Linked DNA regions of Mus musculus: all the other regions are linked to region 2. Evidence: chromatin loops called from intact Hi-C (ENCODE). Cell type or tissue: heart. All regions are shown on one strand. Links, peaks and the distances in the headings refer to the core of each region. The heading gives the core; the rest is flanking DNA.

Region 1 (8,500 bases), core at 1,283-6,282, 97 kb before region 2:
GTCCTTACTACCTACCCGCGCCAGCTTTTGCTTCTAAGAGTGGTTGCTGATGTCAGGCAGTCTTTGTAAAAGGTTCAGAGCGGTTTGTGGAATATGCAAATCAATTCCAGTTTGCGGGCCTCTGGAATGTATTGTGCTGGATTCATCTCAAGCTTTTAGCCTCTACCCTATTATGCTTCAGGTTAGAATAAAGACAACTGCACAGTCTGACAAAGAAGCACGCTGGGACTCTTATCTTATTTTGCTTTCACGTTTTGAGCACTTTACTGTGTGTCCGAGGCTGAGAAGGCGAAAGCAGTCTGGATGGAACAAGCTGCACTTCCAGCGGAGGCAGGCGCGGGGAGGGGGGAGGGGGGTGTTACAGACTTTTTTAAAAACCGTTCTAGCACTTTAGGAGTTGTATTTTGTGTTGCTGCTGGACGTAAGAACACAGTCCCGGAAGTACTGAAGGGAGACCGGTCTTGAGTGTGTCTCTGTGAAGAATTCCAAGCCAGCAGCTTCTTCCGTCGCTCTAGGGCATAGGGATACAATTCCTTATCAACTTAGGTAGAAGTTTATGAGGTTTATAGCTTTGCCGTTGAGGAAAAAGAGAAAAGGAAAGACTGGATTACAAAGCCTAGAAGAGGGTGTAATTTACAACTCTATCACAGTTGGAAAAAAAAATCTTACGTCAATGTTTTATTGCCGAGATCGATACTCACAAGGGAAAGACAAAAGTAAAAGCCTTTCAGTGACTGGGAAGGACAGAGACTCCCGGGGAGGAATGCTAGTTACTCTTGCCAGAGCGGAGTAACTCCGGGTGGGAAACTGAGCATCTGTTTTGTCACCGGAAAACCTCTTCTCTTTTTTCTTCCAGTTGAGTTGGGTGTGCCCCACCCCAAAGTGTTCACTTTAGGCGAAAGTAAACCTTCCCATGAGTGGTTGGGCCAAGGGGTTTACGACTTTCCGTTTCACTGCCGCAGAGGTAAAGCAGAGGCCCTGCATGAAAGGTCAGGAGCAAAGGCCCTCACATTTCTTATTCGCTAACTTGCTCTTCTGGACGAGCTTGGGAAATTGCAGGAGTACAGAAAAAAGCACATGAAAGACTGTGTGTGTGCTTTCAGCAAATTGCATCTGCCTAGCTGGAGAGTGGTGCAGAGGCTGGCTTTCTCGAAGTTTTGCGATCTTATAGAGCAGCCTCATTCTTTGAATTTCTAGCAAGCACATGAGATAGACAAAAGGGGCAAGGAGGCTTGCTGGATAGGAGCAAGAAAGAGAATAGGTACACAATACTATTTTTCACAAAGGTCCTAAGCCGGAACAAAGAAGTTATTTGATGCTGTGTGAAGCCACCTGTCTTGTCCTCGGTGATGTGTGAACTCAATTTTTAGAATCTTTGTGCCCACACAGTTCCTCTGGAATGGGGTGACACTCCCTCTGTCTGATGCCTCAGGCAGGCTTGTCCAGAGCTTGGGATGATTTTTCCCATGTGGAACTGTGGCATTTGTATGAAGTTGGCAAACAGCCCAGTGTTGAAGTTTTAACTGTACAAGTAGGCATGTAGTAACTCCTTAGTTATTTAATGAATGACCATCTTTTCATCCCACATCTCTGGATACATATATAACATTGTTCTTTCGCCTATTGGGTAGTTGAAAAGAGGGAGGGACTGGGGGAGGAGATGCAAGAGTAGCGATCATTGTTCATACAAGAAACCAGGCATGAGATGGTAGCATTACTGCATGGGCGAGTCCCAGATTTGTTCTTGTTTCTCTTGTTGGGGGAGGGGAAGAGACCTTACCACTTCATTCAGGCAGAGGAATAACATCCACCAACCAATTTGTCATCTTAGGCCCAGCAGCCCCTGGCTGTATTTGCAGGGTTAGCTATCAAACCAACCCATGTGTCATCAGCTCAGCAATGAAACACAATCCTCTTGCTGGTAAGTGATCCGTCCCTAGGGCTGTGCAAATGCCGAACAGTGGGGTGGCAAGCCAGGACAGATCCCTACCACTAACTAGTTAGAAATTCTCCATAGCCCAAAACTCGCCAACACAATTAGAAGGCTACATGTTTGTGTGTAAGACTCAGAAAGTTTGGGCTCTTACCAGATTGTCAGCACACAAACAGTGCAGGTCAAAATTCTTATAAGGTAAATGAAACAAGCAAGCAAACAAACATAAACCTGACAAGTTCATCAGGAAGTCATTTTAAAGTGTGCCAACCTCTCTTGGCACTTTGATCAAAAAAAAAAAATGGAAAACTTTTCAGATTCTTCTTTGAGAAGGAATTTGCTGCGTTCCCAGGCAAAAGGAAAGGCATGGCCACCTGTTATAGAAGTCCAGCCAAAAACAACAGGTTTGCTTATGACATTCCCACAACTGCAAATATCCTCCCTAAATAGCAAGTCACATTAATTGTCCCACCACAGACTAAGAACAAATATTTCATTCTCAAGTTGGAAAAAAATAGAATCTCCAGATGAAATTCCCTACCAGGCATATTTTGGGATTTTAGAATCCCAATAACTTTAGAGAAATATACTAAGCAGCTGAGATGACTTTTCTTTTAGTCTCTTGGTCTCCCAGCTGCTATTTTGTTTTTTGTGAGGCTACGATGCTGCTGATGCAAGGAAGCTGTGATTGAGTTTGGTCAGCCCATTTTGCATTCTTTAGATTGGAGTTAAAATGCCCAAGGACATCTGGCTTACTAATGAAAGTCCTGGCAGTAATCTTTCCTCAGAGGATTAGAAAGTCCTTTACAAATATCATCTATTTATTCTCAACCACACCTCCATGGAGAGAATGAAGGGCAGCTTGATCCTCATCGAACAAATGGTGAAGTGAAGGCAAAGACAAAAGAAAAAAGAAAAAAAAGAAAAGATTAAAAATAATGAGAACAGCAAGTTAGAGGCTGGTCTCCTAGTCTGGAATTCACCCACCCAGAAAGACTACCTGTAAAATAAAACCAAAACCTCTCCATCAATGTTCCTTTCCTCTTGTTCTGTTACTAGCATACAATGTCTCGAGTATGCTGTGTAGCTTCATTTCTTTAGAAATGAAAGCCTTGAGAAGTTTAAAGGACAAGACCTTTCTGATTTCCTTTGTCCCAACATTAAGATCAGGCAGTTTTATGACACTTAATAGGAAGATGCTATAACTGGAATTTTAAATGTGTATCTGAGAAATGGGTCCCCTTTAACAGATGTTTTAAGTTTTTGTATACGCTTTTAGAGAGTTTGATGTCTTCAGCGTATGTTAAGATTTTATTTGTTTTTCTACTGCCTATCTTTCAGGAAATGTTACCATTGTAGGACTTGTCAACGAAAAGATATTTGTTGGTTGTTTCAAAGTAATTTTTGAGTTGGTTTTTCCTTAGTGTTCAGCGTGACTCATGTTCTGAGTTTGTCTGGCTGTGGACCGCATAGGCTTCAAACAAATCTGTTAATTGGTAGTTGTATGCTATCCGCAGACATTCCTGCAAAGTTTGAAGGCGAGCTGTGCCTGTGGATGCCTCCTGGCTTTGATCCCTTGTGTGGTAAATAGACATCCAAGGTAGTTATGGAAACCTAGGCTTACATTGTTGAGGGGGGTGGGGAAGTATTTGGTCAGAGAGTAATTTGTTTGATTAAGAAAAGATGGGCCAAATCAGGATATTTTTTGTCCACATGATTTGAGTATCCCAGTTGTTCCAAGTCAGTTAGAGTTCAATAGATAAGAAAAAAAATATGACTAACCACGTCAGAATATTTGTTAAAAGTAAGTTAAATTCTTCTTAATCAACTGTTTGCTACGCTCCCAGAGAAAATTGTAAGATGAAAGAGACGGCTAAAATATGTAAATGTTGTCAGTATCTCTGCTGTGCTTAGTCTGAGTGTTGTCAGTTTTAGAATTCCAGACTCTAAAAGAAATGCCAGGATCTGGCTGGAAGTGTGTATTTCACTTATCTACCTGCAGGGGTCAGATTTGAAGTTTCCTTGACGAACACCTAGGCCTTGGACACCACTGCAGGCATACCCAAGCAGGACCAGAGAGATTACTCTGCTTATAAGAGTGATTAGTTACCAATTCTTTAACCTTGTGACCGAATCTACTATGAAAACTAGTTCGCTCAAGGAAGAGGATATCAAATACACTTTGATTAAAGCAAGAGTGATAGAGTCAGGTCAAACTGGAGCCTAATCTGTGTGGATGTGGGGAAGTTTCTGAGGAAGAGTTTTGGTTTATTATCAGCCCCTTTCATCTGAAACCAAACTCATCTGACCGGTTTTGTTTTAGGTTCTTTACTGACTCTTGTTAACTGGCATGATGTAGACATTTCGTTTAACTAGAGGACACGCTGTTAGATGCTCATCAGAGTTAAAGATTTCTTTTTCCCTTAGATGAAGATATTCTTTGACATAACATTAAGATCTTTAAAGTCCTCCAGTAAGTGGTGTTAAGGAAGTAAAAAGTTGTGGTACCCAGACACACAAAAAAGAGGGAACTTTACTAAAAAGAAAATAATCAAAAACTAAAACCGTAAAAGTTTATCTCCTTTGTGCAAAAACAAAACAAAACTATATTAAAAAAAAAAAAAAACAGGTTCTGAGTTAAAAAGGCAAAAGCAGTAAGTGGTCCTGATTGTAGCATGTAAGTGACTGTTAAACATTCCATATTCAGTCAGCTATGTATGATAAATAAAATACCAAGGCTTCCCATCTCTTATCATTCAAAATTTACTGAGCACTTCCAGAATTAATCTACTTAGTTCATTTAGAAGAAACTACACAGTGAGTGATTTTTGTATTTCAGATGTCTTTTGGGTTCTCAACATAGTTTGATAGAATCCTTGACTTCAAAGTACTTCCAATCTAGTATATAGGTTTGATACCAGTAGTATAATATAGATTATTACATGAGAAGAATGGCTGTTTGCTTGTTCTTCCCTATATTTATTTGTAATGATGAAAATCCCTTTAAAAACTAATGATTGCCTAAAATTTACTGAACTTAATGGAGCTGAGAAATAATCTGTATTTGTGACATTTTATTTCCATGTTCACTTGTAGACACTCATGATTTCTTTGCTAAAATCAATTTATCAGAGAAAATACCTAATACAGAGTCCCAACTCTATAAATGCTTCATGTTCCATTTTATTGAGTATTCCAATATATTTTTATTTACTTTAAGTTTATTTTTAGCATATGAGAGTGTATGCTTTGTACTGTACTTTTATTTGTAGTTGATTTTTTTTTAGTAAGCACACAACATAATGGGTTTCACTGACATTTCATATGTATCATGTTTTTTGATCTTTAACTGATGCATGAAATATAAAAATTGTACATACTAATGAGATCCATGTGATATTTCAGTGCATCCATATCCTGTATAATTAAGTTAAAGGTATCTGTCTCTTCAAATTACCAACTCTTTATGGCAAAAACATTTTAAAATCCTTTTTTCTAACCCTTTGAGATATACAATTATACAAATATTATCTAGACTCACCAAACCTTTGACTCCTATATAAGTGTGTTCTTCAAGTTTCTTGTTTGAAACTAGAAATTTTTCAAGTGAGAAATGATGCCATGGACATTTTTTTAGGCCATGGACATTTTTTTATTATTTTTTTTAGTTTTTCCGAAACAGGGTTTCTCTGTGTAGCCCTGGCTGTCCTGGAACTCACTCTGTGGACCAGTCTGGCCTCGAACTCAGAAATCCACCTGCCTCTGCCTCCCGTGTACTGGGATTAAAGGCATGTACCACCACGATCTGTGCCACGGACATTTTGAAACACTATCTTTGAAGGGTTTGTGGGCATGGCTCAGCCAGAAAAATGTTTGCTTTGCAAACCTGAGCAAAGGAGCTTGATACCCAAGAACCACATCAAAATGCTAGGAATAGTAGTGCATTGTGTTCCCTGCAATAAGAAGGAGGAAACTAGGAGTCAGTATGGAACACTGGCATATCAGCCTAGCAGAATTAGTGAACTGCAAGCCAATAAAAGACAGTCTCAAAGGAAGAAGATGACAGTAAATATTGTAACATGTATATGAAGGTGCTCTATTTGTATATTGATGGCTACTGTAGCAGGGAGTTAATTTTCTTTAGAGTATGGCCACTGGGAGAGCTTATTTTCTAGTGCGTAGCCCCTGATCCAGGTGCACATGGGTAGCACTAAAAGAACACATCAAGATTAATTTTATTTTACAAAGGACATGAAGTTGGGAAGGGACCTTTTTGGGTGGGGTCTTGAGGAAGTTGAAGGGGAAATAAGAATATGGGTATGCTTAAAATTTTATTATATATATATGTGTGTGTATACATATATATACATATATGCATATATATATATCAAAGGATAAATAAAAACATTATTTTAAAAGGCAGCTGGATAGTATTCCTGAGGAATATCATGTGCATACTCCATGCTCATGAACACACACACACACACACACACACTACTCATTATTTTGAAAGCTATTCAATCTGATTAATTTGAGATCAAGTTCCGAGTTTTACGAACATGCTACTATTCTATAAAGGATGGAAATACAAAACAATTACCATACTTGTTGATACCAGAACAGTTTTAGCAATATTTGAAATAGAAAAAGTTTACACTAGTTTTTTTTTCCTTTCTCTCTCACTTCTGATATTCTGGTCCCTCCAAGGTATCTCCCCACCTGACCTAATTTAACATGCAGTGAATCCATATTTGCCTATCTGTTATCCTTTTCTTGCCTCCCCTTCCCTGTACACATACCACATCTCTATTTCTTTAGGACAGTGGTCTTCAGGGCAGGTTGGGAGAGAATTCATATAGATAAGATAAAACTGTCATAGCCTTTTAATCCTTAGAATGAATCTTTAATTGGGGAAATTCAAACAGTGAAGAATTTCAAACAGTGGAGCCCAGAGCTACAAAACACATGACTTCCCTGTCAGGAGACAATATTTAGGGGCCAGGTCATGTCTTGACAGACAGGATTTGCTAGCATGCTTGCCTTATATTTCAGATCTATTCACTAGACCTTTCTCAGCATCCTCTCTGAACTTGTGGATTCAGAAGAGCCTTTATGCATGACAGCCAGAGAACCACAGAGGAGTAACAAAGAAACAATGATGCTATGTGTGTGTTCGGGTTGTTTATGAGGACTTTCTTTGTATGCTATTTGGATTAAAATAAACAGGAGGAAATGGCTGTGGCCCTTATATACATTCATATTTGGGATAGTCTATTTCCAGTTAATTATAGCTCTGGCTATCTTGAAATTGAGTTACTTTAGAGCAAGAATCACATCTAAGGTATCCTTGAATTCTCAGATCCAAATACAGGTGTTGAAACACAGAGAGAGTTATTAAGTGTTTTATGGAAACATGAGAGGTAAACCTTAGTAGAAAGATGGGAAATATAAAGATCAGAGTGGCCCTGAAGAAGAAAGAATGTTTGAGTGGTCAGTGGTATGGTAAAGAGTAATTGATGAGTATCAAAAAAACTTAAAGTATTTTGTGGTTGCTTAACCATTCAGTTATATTCTGCCAAAGACCCAACACAGAACATACCAAGCAGCTTATCTTGATGGTAGAAATAATTCTGGTGTGGGAATTGCCCCTAACTGATCAAAGCCTAAATTGCAAGATAGGATCTGTAAAGCTTGTTCTCACTGAGGCTAACTTGAAGTTTTAGATCATAGCCAAATGTATAGTTAGTTTATTTTGCCAGGTAAATATCAAGTCATATTTATTTAGCAACAAAAGGAATATTTCCACATTCCTTTCTTCCTCTCCTCTCCCTCTCCTCTCCTCTCCTCTCCTCTCCTCTCCTCTCCTCTCCTCTCCTCTCCTCTCCTCTCCCCTCCCCTCCCCTCCCCTCCCCTCCCCTCCCCTCCCCTCCCCTCCCCTCCCCTCCCTCTCCCTCTCCCTCTCCCTCTCCCTCTCCCTTTTCCTTCCTTCCTTCCTTCCTTCCTTCCTTTCCCTTCTTTTTCTTTCTTTTGTTTCTTTCCTTATTGGAGGGGGATGGGACTGGGGTCAAAGTCTCTCTAAATGACCTTGGCTATCCAAAAATATACTATGTAGACCAGGCTGCCCTCATATAATCACAGAGATCCACCTGCCTCTGCCTTCTGAGTGCTGGGATTTTAGATGTGTGCCACCATGCCTGCCTTAGAGGGTATCCTTTTAAAGACCAAGTCTTTTCACTGTGTACAGGTTGAGCTTACATTCAGTAGAGTGACATTCAAGACAAAGAGATTTTACTACTTCTCAGTGTGATGCACTGTCTGAAAGTTCTGGTTAAAATTGTGGAAATGAAATTTCACATCCATTTGGTGATTTATAGAGACAACAACACTTCCACATTTCCACAGTACACTTAGTAGACTCTGTTTCCTATCACATGTCAAATTTTAGAGTGCTGCTACAGTGGAATGTATTTTCCAGATTATCTTTTTGAGTAGGAAGAAAAAAAAGTGGACAAATGAGATTTTCTTTTTCTGACTTAGTATTAGGTAGATAAGCCACCAGATAAAGCA
Region 2 (8,500 bases), core at 1,978-6,977:
CAAAGGACTCCATATCCTAACATAGAGATACTTGCTCAGCCATATTTATTGCTATACTATTTACAATAGCTAAGATATAGAATCAACCTAAAGTTCCCTTGACAGAAGAGTGGATTTTAAGAATATGGTATATCCACATATGGGAATTGTATTCTGCCATAAAAAGAATGGAGTCTTCACATTTTCAGGAACATGGATGGGCCTGGATTTCGTCAGCTATATCTGGGTCCTTTCGATAAAATCTTGCTAGTGTATGCAATGGTGTCAGCGTTTGGAAGCTGATTATGGGATGGATCCCTGGATAAGGCAGTCTCTAGATGGTCCACCTTTCATCTCAGCTCCAAACTCCGTCTCTGTAACTCCTTCCATGGGTGTTTTGTTCCCAGTTCTGAGAAGGGGCAAAGTGTCCACACTTTGGTCTTCGTTCTTCTTGAGTTTCATGTGTTTTGCAAATTGTATCTTGTATCTTGGGTATTCTAAGTTTTTGGGCTATCACCTGAGGAATACCGAATGGCAGAGAAGCACCTGAAAAAAAATGTTCAACATCCTTAATCATCAGGGAAATGCAAATCAGAACAACCCTGAGATTCCACCTCACAGCCACTCAGAATGGCTAAGATCAAATTCAGATGAATGCCATTTTATTCATCCTGTAGGTCAATGCATCCCGTCAAGAAGCCAAACTGACAGAAGAATGTGATCTTCTCATTGAAATCATTCAGCAACGAAGACAAATTATTGGAACAAAGATTAAAGAAGGCAAGGTATGGTTTCCTTGATAAAAAGGTTCTGTATTTCTCACCTGAAGAATATATACTTTCTCTCCAACATCTACAGCTTTGAAAGTTAAAAACAAATCGTACTCTCTGCATTCGTCATAATCCCTTCTTAACTACCTGCCTTGGTCCATTTTGTGTTGCTGTAGTAAAATACTCGACAAAGAGTAGTGAAGAACCGAAAGAGAATTATTCATATTTCTTAAAATTCCCAATAGCATGGCACCATGTTTGCTCAATGCCTCTGGCAGTAAGTGTCCACCTAGAATCTACTGAGAATATACTTCCGCATAGTGCATCTTCTTTCATCATGTGGACTCATCTCTCATTCCTTTCGTCTCCTAGTTTCTCAGATGCCTGTTTTTCTGCCATGGTTAGTTGCTATTATGTTCCAAGAAGATAATCTGCTATTGTCAAGTGGTTGCATGCCAGGATCAATACTCTACATGCCCACATAAATTTCTTTAGAAAATTTATCGTTTTAATGTTAAATTGACAAGTTATACGTGTACATGTTGGTGGATACGACATGATTCTGTGGTTCATGAATAGAATGTATAATAATTAAATCAAGCTAAGTAACATATTCATCACCTCAAACACTTATTTTTGTGGTGATAAATTCTCGAATTTAACGGTCTAGTAATCTGGAAGTGTAAGAAATTTACATTTGGTATATTTGTTAATCTATGCAATGTAGCTCAAAAAATTTTTTTAAAAAGCCTCTGTTCTCCTGTTTAATTGGTTACGTATTCTTCTTATGATGGTTTCTATCGTACTATTACACATTACCAAAACTTTGTAGCTTAGAACCTTCTTATTGATTATCTTACTGTTCTGATGTCTGAGAGCAGTCTCACTGTACTAAAGGCTACATAGGTTAAAGGCAATGTTAGTAAGCTATGCTTGTCTTGTCAAGTTTCTGGAGGTCATCCATGGTCCTTGGCTCACAACTAAGTCATTAGCACTCTGCCTTCTGTCTTCATCCTGCTATCTACTTCACTGACATGAACCGTCCTGTCTCTCTGTCATAAAGACCTTAGGAATTATGTAGAGATTACCCAGACGATCCTGGACCACCCCAACCCCTTAAGATTCTTAACCTAGACATCTACAAAGTTCCTTTGGTATGGAAGGTAGCATACTGAAAGATTCCCAAGGTGCCGATGTGGACTTCGCTAAGAGTCCATCTTCAGATTGCAGTGGCACTTTTTCATACCTCTGCAGCAACCGTACTTACTTACCCTTACTCAGCTGCAGCTTGAATTTCACGGCCTGGGGTTTCCTTTCAGGAGCTAGAGGATAGTAATAAAAGGTATTCCAGTTTGGGCCATGATTATAGGTAGAGTCCATCTTTTGTAGCACTCACTCCGCTGCAGACATACACCATTAATAGACATGGACTCCAACGGTGAAGAGTGAAATGAGAGCAGCATTTCGGTGAAGCAGGAATGGCATGAAAGTGCAATGCCACAACTGTGGCTGGAAGCACAGGCATGGTTGAAGAGATACGGGCATGCCTGCAGTTCCGATGCCTGTGCCTAAAAAACATCCTGGAAGAATCTGGAATTGCTTTGGATCGGATGGAAGGCAGAAACCAGGCCTGTGCCTCAGCGCCACAGACTGCAGAAGGCTTCTTATTCATTACGAGGGACGGGAAAAGAGTATTGCCGATGTCTGCCTGGCATCATAGCTTTTGGCAAACTTCAGTTCTGAGGTTCTGGAACAAGTCAGTCGTTAAGAGGACCCGTACTCCACTCATTCTATTATCACACCAGACAGGTGCCTCAGAGGCACAGAGATGAGACAGGAGTCCACAGTGAGATTGGATTGCAGAGCGCTGAGCCCAGGAGCCGGGTTAGGGGAAAGCAGAAGTAAAACCATTGGAGCACACCAAGGAGAACAAGAAGCTATTTTCAGATTCTTTTCTTTAAAACTGAGGTGCTGAGCTCATTTCCGAAGCAAGCCAAGAAATCTTGAGTTTCTAAAAGCACAGCCAGCAAAATCAGCAGCATTATCTAATTTCCGGTAAGATTCGTTTTGCAGAAGAGGACACAGACCTGAAAAGAAACAGTTTAGAGATAAAGAAATCACAGACAAAAAAGGACTCAAAGAAGAAATACACAGACGGGAATGCAATCAATAAGTTTTGGAGGTAAACTCGTAGACAATTATGTGACAGAAAACAGCTACAGAAGAAATTGGGCAATCCGACCCCTTGGAGGAAGTTTTTTCCCGGCGTGCTCTCTGTCGCCACCCGGTGGTGACAGAGGAGAATGCGGCGGTCGTGACCGTTCGATTTTCCTTTTTTCAAAGGACACTTGTTTTTGGTTTCCGTGAGCGTTGATTCCTTTTCAAAGCATCTACGTGCACGTTCGTTTTTCTCTTATTATCTTTTATTATCTTTTATTATCATTGATGTGCTTCACGAGATATGAATATTCTTCTGCTTCCGTGGGGACTGAGTTTTGGCCTCTGCCTGGGGAGTTCCATCGAGGTAAGAAGGGACAAAAGGGTCTGAGTGACATTCAAGCATGACAGATGTCCATGGACTTAAAGATTAAAGCGAGATTGATATTTGAAATGCTGGTCCCGACCATACTAGTCATTCATCACCCGGAGACTTAAAAACGTGCGTTGCTCGTTCAAATGCAAATTACTGTGGCTCTGCCAATGGCAGCTCCTTAACTAGAATGCCAGAGGATGTGCCCAGACATCTAGAGTTTTCCTGGGAAAGATCCCCAGCTGATTCTATCGCACACAGTGTTTGTGAATCTCCGAGGCAACTGTCAACTGACCTGTAATGAAAAGTACGCTCTACATGGAAGTCCACTCGAGAAGATCGTGGCAGTTTCACAGTATGCTCTCAATTTCTTTTACATCAATATCTCCTGTTTCGGTTATTCTTCTTGTCCTTAAACATCACCGTTAATCTCCAAATAGCCTCAGAGGAAAAACCTGAAAAATATGACATTGAAGAGCCGTCATCTTTGAGACGTGTGGTCTCTGCTGTGCCTATTCAAAGGCTAAGAGAGTGACATGAAATGAAGCCAGAAGAGTAGTCTGACCTCATCTCGTTTGGTGAGAATTTTATCATCTGCCTTCAACTTGGCCGTACCATTTAAATCTTCTTGATGTTATGTAATTAAATATTCCACTCATCTGGTTTATGGTTGAGACTATTAACTTATCCTTCTGGAATTCTCCCTTCCTCTGACAGTTCCTAATAGATGTGTTCTAACACCCTGAGTTAGGCTAGAGGGCTGCCTCGACTCTCTAGATAATGTTGCCAGAGGCTCTGTTCTATCTGGTGTGAAATGGTGTTATTTTGTTCGACTCGGGTACACACTTCTCCTGATAGGGACAAGACCTACCTTTAGAATGAACGATGTGTTTTTAACCATGCTGCCAAGATCACATATTCTTAGCTGCCAAGTCTGGACATTTCATTCTGACTCGTCATTTTCATGGACTCTTTTCAGCCTTGTCTGAAATCTTGGGCTCAGCACCTCTCGATTCGGCTGTCATTTCCTTCGTTTGCTTAGTACACATTTGGAATTGGACATTCCCTAGGGTTCTACAGATCTGACATCTCCTTCCTTCCTTCCTTCCTTCCTTCCTTCCTTCCTTCCTTCCTTCCTTTTTTTTTCTCCAAGATTAAAGTTGTCCTGGGATAATAGTCATGACTTGGAGAAAGCAAAAATCTCTTGAAGTTAGCAGGAATTCTGGAGGGAGCTTGAGCCTGCCTTGTCTGTAAGACAGATTAACCAGGCATCCTCCCTACCCTCTCACCCAAGGCTATTTTCCATTCCGGAATTATCAGAAAACCAGCCAAAACCTGTCCCCTTGCATGTAGGTGGGGCCGGTAGGCACGAGGTGATTCCAATTACTTGGAATTTTAATTCTAACTTGGCTCCTGGCTGGAGGGCTTCAGCTTATGGCACATTTCAGACACCAGAGCCGCGGTCAAGCGGCTTCCCCTGGACTTCTCTTGACCTGCCGGAGAGAGAGGTCGTGGACGATTACAGTCAATACGGTCAAGGTTTGTTTTTTTTTTTTGGTTTTTTTTCAAGCAAGACAGAATCGGGAACTAGAATGGAGATTGTGAAACAAGTGTGTGTTTTATCCCAAATGGGAAATGCTTATCAAAATAGTCAACTCATCAAGTGAGCACAGAGTGACTGGAAATGACGTTTACAGTGAGAGGAAATGGCCCAGCTGTGCTTTTTTTGGCTTTCTCTCATCAGTTCAATAAGAAAAATATCAATCAATGGGAAAATGCTCCCTCTCTGTTAATTTCATACACAGGTTTTAGGCAGTATGGAAAATAGGAATACCTAATGCTTTCATGTCACAACTTTATTACGTGGATTACAAAGAACTTTGTAGGATTTTTTTTTCACTGTTTTTAACTTAAGCCTCGAATTCACACCTACAGACATGTTTTATTTTCTTAAAGGCATATTGAAAACCTGAGATGGAGAGAGTTCCAGGGTTCTCTAAGGTCCTGAAGTCATTAGGTAGGATGGCAGAAGGAAGAGATTCGGTGACCGTTTGTCACTTGCCAGCGGACACCTTTCCCCCCTTCAACAGAGAAGTAATGAGCGATGCTAGTGTGAGTTAGTGTCACACTGACACGAATTAGTGTCTCCTCATCAAACAGGTGACTAAGGCTTCTCCAAAGACTGAAAGTTCGAGTTCCAAAAATTTGCCTTCCGGATTTCAACCTCTCTCTGCTTAGACAGAACAGACCTCACGCCTCTGAAGGGTTCAGCCCTGAGCCACCTCCCAAGCGATCGATCCTTAACGTGTGACCTCGCCCGCCGTGCTTCTCTCGTTCCAGGTGATCAGGCTCCGCAAGTTAGCTCAGCAGATTGCAAACTGTAAACAGTGCCTTGAGAGGTCTGCATCGCTCATCTCGCAAGCGGAGCACTCGCTGAAGGAAAATGACCACGCCCGTTTTCTACAGACAGCAAAGAATATCACTGAGAGGTGGGTGCAGGGACAGCTGGGAAGCTGTCAGGCTGATGGTGGCTCATATCTGCGTGGGACTGACTGGTCGGCCTTGCTCTCCGACTGACTTGTTTTCTGTTAGAGGTCGAGTGCCAGAGAGAATGGAAGCTTTGGCTGGTTTGCTCCAGCTAAGAACGCTTTCCTTCGACATGATAAAACCCTTTCCATGACAGCCTTCAGCCTTAGCTATGATAAGTCCTGTGAATTTAATTCATTTGAATGTCACAGTTAGTCAAGGAAAAGCATCACAATGATGCTCTTCAATTACTCCTGGTGATCGAGTCAGGAGGTGATGTTACATTGTCTACAATCCCGTTGCTACTTGAATACTTCATTTATCTAGTTTAAATGGCCTGAGACTTTCTTCCTGCTATCAATTCGATGAGGGCATTTCAGATTAAACAATCTATGTTGTTCCCTAGGTAACAACGTTAAATTTCTGCCAGAGATACAGCTGGAGAAACCATATTGGGGTTATTTTACACAGGTATTCTTTATCACTGTTGTGAGATTCTCATCAAGTAAAACTAACTGGTGACAGGATACAATTTAAATGCTCCACCTATTCCGAATATCTCATAGGACCCAACACCTTTTGTCCGGCTTTTTGCATTGTGATTTTGGCATGGTTCGTCCGTATTTTGGCATGTGCCTCTGCTCCATTCCTTTTTTGTTGCTGTGTACTATTTCTATTGTATGGATAGACTCCCAGCCAAGATCTAGGGTCCTCGTGAATATCCAAAGTTTTAAGAGCTATTAAAAGACACAAGAGTGTCTATACTGCTCAGGATAACTTGATCGTACCCAGCTTTTCGCATGAAATGTGAGAGCAGGCACCTGAAATCTTCCTCAGTATCGCCAGCTAGTGTGGAGATCTTATGCAACTGGGCATCAGTGATCTTTATAAGAAAATACGTGATTGCAATTATAGCTAAGGCCTTTCGAGTTCCACCAGACGAACAAGAACGAAACGAAACGAAACGAAACAAAACCAGTGTCCTAATGTTTATGGAACTCAACAAAACCATAAAACACATCAAGATAAGTCTAGATCATTCTCTATGCTCAGTAGTAGCATTATTCAAGACATGGTTTTCTTTGTGTAAACAGAATTACTTGCATTTTAGCACCCGCTAGATTGTTCTGCTGTCAGTCACTTTCCAAATGAACTCAAGAGCACACAGGAGACAGACACACATACCTTGCTTTACGCTTTATACAAGGGAGCACTCACCAGAAAATCTGAGCGTAGGGACGAGATTGTGTGCCGACTGGGGAATTTCTGAGAAAGCTCAGGAATATTTTCCGTGGCATCTGTTGGGAAGACGGTAGGGGGAAAAAAGGCGAATAGCGGGACAACGAGAAAGAGCCAGACAACCCCTCCCCCCCTTTTCATGTTTATTTTAGAGAGAGGCTAGTAATTGATTAAACTAATCCAAGATCTGGAGACATTCTTTTTTCATCTTCACTCTGCCTTTGATGCAGTTTGAAATTCTGGAGACTCCCCTTGGAAGTGGGGCAGGGGCGAGTCTGAAAGGAACAGACAGTTTCCCAGACAGATGTGTGAAGAGATGCCTGAAGCTGTGCGCTTCTGGCCGGGGTTCGATGTGACCGGGCCGGGCTGTCAAATACACAGCAGCACGAAATATGAAGATTCTTCTGCTTCCGTGGGGACTTTTTCGGATATTTTAAAGAAGGGGGGGGGGGTGGCACCGGGTTACCTCTCCCAATTCCTCTGCTTTCTCTGTGAGGTTGTTTGCGTTCGCACGTGACGCCTTTTCAGAGGGGGTACTTTTTAAAACCCTGATATTTCTTTTCCTTTGGTTTGGTTCTCACTCCTTCACAGTGGTGATAAAAGGCACCTTGACATTTCTTAAAACAGTGTCTTGTTTAAATTACAGAGTCTCCATGGCAACTGCATCCTCCCAGGTCCTAATTCCCGAAATCAACCTCAATGACACGTTTGACACTTTTGCCTTGGATTTTTCCCGGGAGAAGAAACTGCTAGAATGTCTGGATTACCTAACAGGTATCATCTTACTCTCTTTTATGTTCTTTCTAGTACAGTGTCTATTCACTTTACCATTGAGTCAATTATCTTCTAAAATTTTATGTTCTCTCTAGTACAGTGTGTATTCACTTTACCATTGAGTCACTTATCTTCTAAAACCCATACACGTGCTTCAGTCTTTGAAATGCTATCTGATAGTCCTATAAAGATGAATGTCCACGCTGTATTCTAACCTGAATAACACAGACCAAGTAGAAACAGGGACAAGAAAATAAAGATAAAGGAAGAATTTAAATGACTTGTTGATTTGTTAGCAGATCACCGTGATATTTTTTAAAATAGCTGGTGGCATGTGGACGAGAGATTGGCATAGTGGGTTTCAAGCCAAATCAGGCCCTGTGGCTGTTTTGTAAATAAGATTTTATGAGAGTCTGGTCGTACTCTTTAAGTACAAATCATCTACATCCGCTCTAATGGCAGGGTTAAGTAGGTGCGAGAGCAGAAGTCTGTCCGACAATACCTAAAATGTCGATCCTATAGTCCTTGATTAGTAAGATTTCCACCCCCCACCCCCTACCAAATGAGAATGACATTATGAAAGTCTGTCATGGTTACTTTTTCTCTGATCTATCTTTCTTCATACACAAGAAGCTATTGTTCTCTTACTCTCATAAATATCTTCTCATGATAAATCGAGATG
Region 3 (8,500 bases), core at 1,511-6,510, 120 kb before region 2:
ATTTCCAACTTTGTTTACATACAAAAAAAAAAAAGAAAGAAAGAAAGAAAGAAAGGGTACTTTGATGTTGTATTAATATAGGAGCTTGTCCTTGAAGGTGACTACCTGGCTTTGTGACTGACCAATTCACAAAAAGTAAATTAAAAAGATCCTGCCTTCTTATTTCACTAATGAAATTTGAGGCACCCTCACATTCTTATTCTGTAGAATGACCTATGGAGCTAGGGATGGTGGCACAGCCCTATCATTTTGGCACTCTGAAGCCAGGAAACTCGTTTCAAGGTCATCCTGAGCTATAGACAAAGTTTGAAACCAGGCTGTGTTACCTGAAACCTTGTCTCAAACAAACAACCAAACAACCAAACAAAAACCTCTATGAATAAATAAATGAGCTATATGCTACTTTCCAAACAGTTTTCTCAAAGAATTACAATATATGTTATTTTAGAGCAATACTTCTTAACCCCCCAATGATGAAAGCCTTTAATACAGCTCCTCAGGTTGCAGTGACCCCCAACCTTAAAATTATTTTGTTGTTACTTCATAACTGTAGTTTTGCTACGGTTATGAATCATAATGTAACTAGGAGATATGCATGATATCTGATATGTGACCCAAATGGGATCATGGCCCACAGGTTGAAAACCACTGTTATAAAGGTTTGTGAAGATGTTGCCATTTGTTAAGAAATCTTCATTTATTTACCAAATTCAGTTGACAAAAAAAAAATACTTTTCCCACCCATAACTTTCTTAGAAGAATGAAACAAGTGACAAATATTCACTTCTCTAAAAATGTTCTCCTGAACTTCTGTTTTTAGTAGAAACTGGGTTAAAATGCATTCCCTGTAAATGTTTGCTTAATGTCGGAAATGGGGAAAGATTGTGCATTTTTTTAATTTCTTCTCTCTGTTAAATTTTCTTTCCATTTCTATTAGCATGTTGCGTTATATAGTTAAATATTCCCTGAGACTATATCAGACCTTTATACACACTGGCCTCTTGAAGTCAGTCAAAAAGCTGGAAGTAATTTTCTGTGATCCTGACCACTCAGCCCATCCCAGCTTGTTCTTATTACAAGGACCACTGAGCAGATTTGAACTCTGCCAGAAAACAATTGTAGAACCATCATAATTTGGAGCAGGAAAGGATGAGACTGCCTGATACAGAATAGAAGCTTGTCTTAGCTTGACACACACGTACCCTCCCTAGCAGATCCTAAAGCAAAACTTTCTTGGAGGAATCTTGCAGGCTAAATGGTCTTACAGAGGAGCAACCTTATGGTTGGGGCTTGAGTATTAAATCAAACACAACTGGAAAGGCAGGTAAAGAGCAATATCAAGTTGCATGCCCTACCCCACCCCCCAGTAGCTAAGGTTCATCTCAGGGAGTGTTCAGGGGAACTTAGAAAAATGAGTCTCTAAATTTCCCTGTTGTGAGAGATAACAAGGTCCCATTCCTTGACAGTAATGGCTCCATGAGAATCAACTCCATATGTTTTGGGGTTGTGAATCCAGGACTGCCTGAGGATGGGATTCCTATTTCTACCTGAAAAGCCTGACATGGAGAAGTCCATGTATACATAGATGAGGCAGAGCATTCAAGTTGAACCCAAGGACATGTGTTGAAATCCAAGTAATGGTCACTGTGGCAGTTGGCTAGCAGAAAAGGTCTTTGATGTTGTCCTTAGACAGTATTCAATTTGGTGACCAAAAAAGCCAATAACCAGGGTTTAATGGTTTATCAGAGTAAAGTTCAAATACTGCCTTGGTGAGGAGTTCAGTGGGTTATCTCAGACCACAAAGGTTTCTTGATGGAATGGAAGCGAGAGAATGGATTGATTCCTTTTTGATTCTGATTGATTCCTTGTTATTTTGGAACTTCAGGCCATGGTACTGCCTCAGTCAAGGGTATATACTCTTGCTGTGTTACCAAATCATGAAAGTAAGTTGCCGTGCTGTTGTACCTCAGAGTCTGAGCAGAACTTGAGATGTTTCAGGCTTGTGTAGTAGCAATGACAGGAAGCAAATGCATGAGAAAGCAAGACTGATAATGAAAGAAATGACTGTGACAAGAAGCCAGGAGAGGCTTAAATGAAATGTGGCTTTTGATGCCTGCCTTGGACCCTCATAATCTAGGCTTCATTCACTTTCTCAGTTTGAAAGGGTACAGTTTGTGTCATGCTTGGAAGTTGGGCTGAGTAACTGTGATCATGAAAACTTCAGAGCCAGTTCTTTCTCTACAAATACTTGAGGTAATAATGGAGGAATGCTAAAGAGTGGATCAAATTTAATGGGCCTTTGTGGCCATACTGAAGGCTACTCTATGCAGGGGTTTTATGTTGCTACTGGTGCTTCCATTGCCCACACTTTCATCATGTAAGGAAAAATAGGGAAATGATTAAGTAAAAGGAGAAAGGATGGTCTCTTGAAATTTAAGTATCACATTTCTGGAATTCTTCTTCGGAACGGGTTCATTTTGTCAACATTCCTTTCTCAGTGCACTTAAAGGGCACTATTTATTCAGGAGGAAGTTGACACAGAGCCTCACTTTGTAGCCCAGACTGAACTCAAACTCATGGCAAAGTTCTTGCCTCATCTTCCCAAGTATTGGGACTACATAAGTCAGTCACCCTATGCAGAAACATTTTAATGAGCTAGCAATAAGATGCACAAATAGGTGCCCAGTGCAGAACAAATAAGAAGGTTTTTGTACAAGAGAACCCTCTCTATCTTTTCCCTGGCCCCTGAATTTTAGGCACCTATATTATTCTTTCCATTTTTGTTTTTCTTTTTTTATTGGATATTTTATTTATTTACATTTCAAATGCTATCCCCTTTCCCAATTTCCCCCTAGAAACTCCCTATCCCACCCCCCTCCTCCTGCTCCCTTTCTGTTTTTCAAAAAGGGAATTTTTTGATTTAGGAGGAAGTCTATGACTTATAGAAAGCAGAATAGGAAGTATCAAAAGTTCTCAGATGCCATTGTTCTGCCAGTTCCTATGACCAACCCATTTGTCAAGATTGAGGTATAGCGTTGCTGGTACATTATTCTTGATTCCTTGTACTTCCAAATAATTATTGTCTCTTTTCCTGACATTAAATAGGAGCCCAGGTCACCCAAATACTAACATTTCTCTGAACTAGGATACTTCTTTCTTTATGAATGAGCAGTAACTCGACACTGACCTACCAAGAGACTACCAAGACTAGTTGACCCAAATGACGTGGCCCTATAAGAATTCCATCAGTTCTGGCAACCCCAAGATGGTTTATTACCAAAACTAAATTCAGCTGAACTCTATTGAAGACAGTTTTAAAACACGTATTTATATGTTTACAAACTTACCTTCCCACAGTCTGAAACTCCTGAGTATTCTCTAAAGCTGTAGAATATTTGGTTTTGAAGTAAGCAGTCTAGCCTTATGTGTAAGCATGCCATCAGAAACAGAGTGGAAGGTCAGAGCACTCTTTTGAACACCACAGTTGACACAGATGAGATGATAAAATTCTAAACATGGTAGACAAAATGTCTCAATGGAAATACTATCAGTTAGGAATGTGTGGTTCTCTGTCCTAAACAGATGTTCTCCAGCTGGGAGAGTTGTAACAACAAAAAAATGCATCCAAGTCCTGCTAATGGACAGACCTCTGAACACAGTCTTCCAAGGGCTTAAAGTATTTAGATTGCTTAAAAGTTCTCAAGACTTAAAAATGAAAAGTCCAGGTGTCAGTCACTACTAGTTGACCATCTATTTGAAGTATTTGGAGAGTTGGATATATTTTGTACATTTCACCAATGAGGAGTAAGGAAAATGGAACCCATGGCAAGAATGGTCCAGTTTCTCAGCATCTAATCCCCAGCCCATCTGCAATTGGCCTTGAGACTGATGAATTCACTTTCATTCCAACTAAAGCAAGTCTGGGCTGCTTCCCTGAAGTCTTATGAGTAGTAACTTTCATTTTGGCAACATCTTATGCCTGTGCAGCATGGAGGTCATGAGACTTCTTGAGCTTTTGACATTCAGCCACCAGAGGCTGCTCTGACGCTGTCATCCTCTTTTCACTCTGGGTCCAAATTTCACTGGTGAAGTTTGTAAGACTGATTTCCCTTCTCTTGCTTTGACTTTCTCCTCTTCAATACAGTTCCCTGGTGGTCTGCTGCTTGGAGTGGATGATTAATTATAGTTAAAGAAGAACTGCCGAAAGAAAAAAAAAACCTGATTGATCAGTATTTTGCCTTTCTCTCTATTTTTAAGCTCTTAATATTGTTCAACTTCTTTTAAATGAAAGAGAATTAGTTGGAGTAGAAAGAGGGATACTTTTCTACTGGCACTGGCTAATTTTTCATTATTGTCATCTCTGTGTTAATGCAACCACAATAACAACAAAAACAAAAACAAAACAAACAAACAAAATACCCCACACACTTCCAAAGGTCCTTTTTTAATTTAAATAAAATGAAAAGAAAGAAAGAAAGAAAGAAAGAAAGAAAGAAAGAAAAAAGAAAGAAGGAAGGAAGGAAAGAAAGAAAGAAAGAAAGAAAGAAAGAAAGAAAGAAAGAAAGAAAGAAAGAAAGAAAGAAAGAAAGAAAAAAGAAAGAAGGAAGGAAGGAAAGAAAGAAAGAAAGAAAGAAAGAAAGAAAGAAAGAAAGAAAGAAAGAAAGAAAGAAAGAAAGAAAGAAAACTATTATTCCATATGGCTCTGTCTTCCTGCTGCCTGGCAGAACTCTCAGCCGCTTCTCCAGCATTATGTTTGCTTTTGGCCTCCATATTCCCCACCATGATGATAATTAAATAGACCTCTGAAACTGTAAACAAACCCCAGTTAAAGTTGCTGTGGTCATCTTGTCTCTTCACAACAACAGAACACTGAGTAAGACAGCATCTAAAACAACTGTCCATTGTTTTGGTACACATGCTACAAATTTCAAGGTCCCATAGTTAGGAAATTCACTGTGTCAAGAAATAGAGGCCAGAGCTGGAGATATGACTCATTTGTACAATATTTGCCTAGTGCCTAGCACGTAAGAAACCCTGGCTTTGGTCTCTAGCATTTCATAAACCTGGGTCTGTTGGCTCATGCCTGCAAACAAAGCCCTGGAAAAGTATGTAGGGGAAGATCAGAAGTTCACAATTATCCTGGAATAGATAGTGAATTTCAGCTACATAAAACCCTGTTTCCAAATGCAAGAGAGCAAGAAAGGGAGAGGGAGAGAAAAAGAGAGAGAGGGAGACAAAGAGACAGAGACACAAAGAGACACACACAGAAAGACAGAGCAAGACACAGAGACAGAGAGAGACAGAGACACACACACAGAAAGACACAGAGAGAGAGGGAGAGGGAGAGGGAGATAGAGATAGATAGATAGATAGATAGATAGATAGATAGATAGATAGATAGATAGATAGAGACAGAGAGAGAGAGAGAGAGAGAGAGAGAGAGAGAGAGAGAGAGAGAGAGAGAGAGAGAGGAAGCCAATGCAAATTCTACATTAATGAATGTTTTCCCCTTTTTCTTTCTTGCTTCCTTCCTCCCCCACCTCTCCCATCCTCCTCTACCACCACCTTCCCCCCTCCTCCTCTTCTTCATTTTGCAACAAACTTTACATATTACTTGAGGAATCTCATTATTGTAAACCCTTCTTGTTTATTTTTCCCAAAATTCTACATCAAATTGAATAAGGTAACTCAAATATATATCTCTTATAGATTATTCAACTGAACTGGGAGAAATTTTTCTATTAATTTCAACATATATTTAAAAACCTCACATTTTTTCCTTTCTTTTTATTAGATAATTTCTTTATTTACAATTCAAATGCTATCCCGAAAGTTCCCTATACAATTCTCCTGCCCTACTCCCCTACCCACCCACTCCTATTTTTTGACCCTGGCATTCCTCTGTACTGGGGCATATAAAGTTTGCACTACCAAGGGGCCTCTCTTCCAAATGATGGCCTACTAGGCCATCTTCTGCTACATATGCAGCTAGAGACATGAGCTCTGTGGGTACTGGTTAGTTCATATTGTTGTTCCACCTATAGGGTTGCAGATCCCTTTAGCTCCTTGGGTACTTTCTCTAGCTCCTCCATTGGGGGCCCTGTGTTCCATCCTATAGATGACTGTGAGCATCCACTTCTGTATTTGCCAGGCACTGGCATAGCCTCACAAGAGACAGCTATATCAGGGTCCTTTCAGCAAAATCTTTCTGGCTTATGCAATAGTGTCTGCGTTTGGTGGCGGATTATGGGATGAATCCCCGGGTGGGGTTGTCTCTGGATAGTCCATCCTTTCGTCTTAGCTCCAAACTTTGCCTCTGTAACTCCTTTCATGGATATTTTGATCCCTATTCTAAGGAGGAATGAAGTATCCACACTTTGGTCTTCCTTCGTCTTGATTTTCTTGTGCTTTGCAAATTGTATCTTGGGTATTCTAAGTTTCTGGGCTAATACCCACTTATCAGTGAGTGCATATCAAGTGACTTCTTTTGTGATTGGGTTACCTCACTAAGGATGATATCCTCCAGATACATCCATTTGCCCAAGAATTTCATAAATTCATTGTGTTTAATAGCTGAGTAGTACTCCATTGTGTAAATGTACCACATTTTCTGTATCCATTCCTCTTTTGAGGGACATCTGGGTTCTTTCCAGCTTCTGGCTATTATAAATAAGGCTGCTATGAACATAGTGGAGCATGTGTCCTTCTTACCGGTTGGAGCATCTTCTGGGTATATGCCCAGGAGAGGTATTGCGGGATCCTCCGGTAGTACTATGTCCAATTTTCTGAAGAACTGCCAGACTGATTTTCAGTGTGGTTGTACAAGCTTGCAATCTCACCAGCAATGAAGGAGTGTTCCTCTTTCTCCACATCCACGCCAGCATCTGCTGTCACCTGAATTTTTTATCTTAGCTATTCTGACTGGTGTGAGGTGGAATCTCAAAGTTGTTTTGATTTGCATTTCCCTGATGATTAAGGATGTTGAACATTTTTCAGGTGCTTCTCAGCCCTTCAGTATTCCTCACTTGAGAATACTTTGTTTAGCACTGTACCCCATTTTTAATGGAGTTATATGAATTTCTAGAGTCCAGCTTCTTGAGCTCTTTATATATATTTAATATTATTTCCCTATTAGATTTAGGGTTGGTAAAAATCCTTTCCCAATCTGTTGATGGCCTTTTTGTCTTATTGACAGTGTCTTTTGCCTTACAGAAGCTTTGCAATTTCATGAGGCCCCCTTTTGTCAATTCTTGATCTTACAGCACAAGCCATTGCTGTTCTGTTCAGGAATTTTTCCCCTGTGCCCATATCTTCGAGGCTTTTCCCCACTTTCTCCTCTATAAATTTCAGTCTCTGGTTTTATGTGGAGTTCTTTGATCCTCTTAGACTTGAGCTTTGTAGAAGGAGATAAGAACGGATCAATTCTCATTCTTCTACATGATAACCGCCAGTTGTGCCAGCACCATTTGTTGAAAATGCTTTTCCATTGGATGGTTTTAGCTCCCTTGTCAAAGATCAAGTGACCATAGGTATGTGGATTCATTTCTGGGTCTTTGATTCTATTCCATTGATCTATCTGTTTGTCATTGTACCAGTACCATGCAGTTTTTACCACAATTGCTCTGTAGTACAGCTTAATGTCAGGCATGGTGATTCCACCAGAGGTTCTTTTATTGTTGAAAATAGTTTTTTGCTATCCTTGGTTTTTTATTATTCCAAATGAATTTACAAATTGCCCCCTTTTTAGGTATTTTCTTCATTTACATTTCAAATGCTATCCAAAAAGTCCCCCATACCCCCCCCCACTTCCCTATCCACTCACTCCCATTTCTTGGCCCTGGGGTTCCCCTGTACTGAGGCATATAAAGTTTGCAAGTCCAAGGGGCCTCTCTTCCCAATGATGGCCGACTAGGCCATCTTCTGATACATATGCAGCTAGAGAGATGAGCTCTGGGGGGTACTGGTTAGTTCATATTTTTGTTCCACCTATAGAGTTGCAGATCCCTTTAGCTCCTTGGGTACTTTCTCTAGCTCCTCCATTGCGCTGACACCATTGCATACACCAGCAAAATTTTGCTGAAAGGACCCTGATATAGCTGTCTTTTGTTAGGTTATGCTGGGGCCTGGAAAACACAGAAGTGGATGCTCACAGTTAGCTATTGGCTGGAACACAGGGCCCCCAATGGAGGAGCAAATTGCCCTTTCTAACTCAGTGAAGAATTGAGTTGGAATTTTGATGGGAATTGCATTGAATCTGTAGATTGCTTTCGGCAGGATAGCCATTTTTACTATATTAATCCTGCCAATCCATGAGCATGGGAGATCTTTCCATCTTCTGAGATCTTCTTCAATTTCTTTCTTCAGAGACTTGAAGTTCTTTTTTTTTTAACATTTATTTATTTATTTATTTATTACATGTAAGTACACTATAGCTGTCTTCAGACACTTCAGAAGAGGGAGTCAGATCTCATTACGGGTGATTGTGAGCCACCATGTGGTT

The links. A loop is a pair of places that touch in the nucleus more often than their neighbours do. Peaks named below come from ENCODE experiments on the same cell type or tissue, not always from the same donor. Only the 100,000 strongest peaks of a DNase experiment are listed, where the experiment ranks them.
Region 1: a loop joins it to region 2, with 2.7 times the contacts of the local background. A loop is called at or near these places in 6 of 42 quality-filtered maps.
Region 3: it touches region 2 in a loop (7-fold over the local background); 3 of 42 quality-filtered maps call a loop at or near these places.

Annotation. Positions count from the first base shown.
Region 1 is chrX:169,880,119-169,888,618 of GRCm38, forward strand. All of the region lies in intron 1 of Mid1 (midline 1), which reads left to right. Among named protein-coding and RNA genes, the nearest start is that of Mid1, 4.8 kb to the left of the region's middle. In heart, for the core only: a CTCF peak has its summit at 3,921; a DNase peak (open chromatin) is centred at 1,913; H3K4me3 peaks cover 136 bases; H3K27ac peaks cover 203 bases; H3K27me3 peaks cover 447 bases.
Region 2 is chrX:169,976,266-169,984,765 of GRCm38, forward strand. Mid1 (midline 1) reads left to right here. Exons shown (of 10, transcript NM_001290505.1): 4 at 657-764; 5 at 5,620-5,768; 6 at 7,691-7,818. It overlaps G530011O06Rik (RIKEN cDNA G530011O06 gene), which reads right to left and starts at 2,652. Exons shown (of 2, transcript NR_029457.1): 1 at 2,021-2,652; 2 at 1-525. In heart, for the core only: no CTCF peak of the experiment used is centred there; DNase peaks (open chromatin) are centred at 2,296, 3,056, 4,726, 5,676 and 3 weaker places.
Region 3 is chrX:169,859,047-169,867,546 of GRCm38, forward strand. It overlaps a transcript of Mid1 not described here. Among named protein-coding and RNA genes, the nearest start is that of Mid1, 16 kb to the right of the region's middle. In heart, for the core only: a CTCF peak has its summit at 4,025; a DNase peak (open chromatin) is centred at 4,025; H3K27me3 peaks cover 505 bases.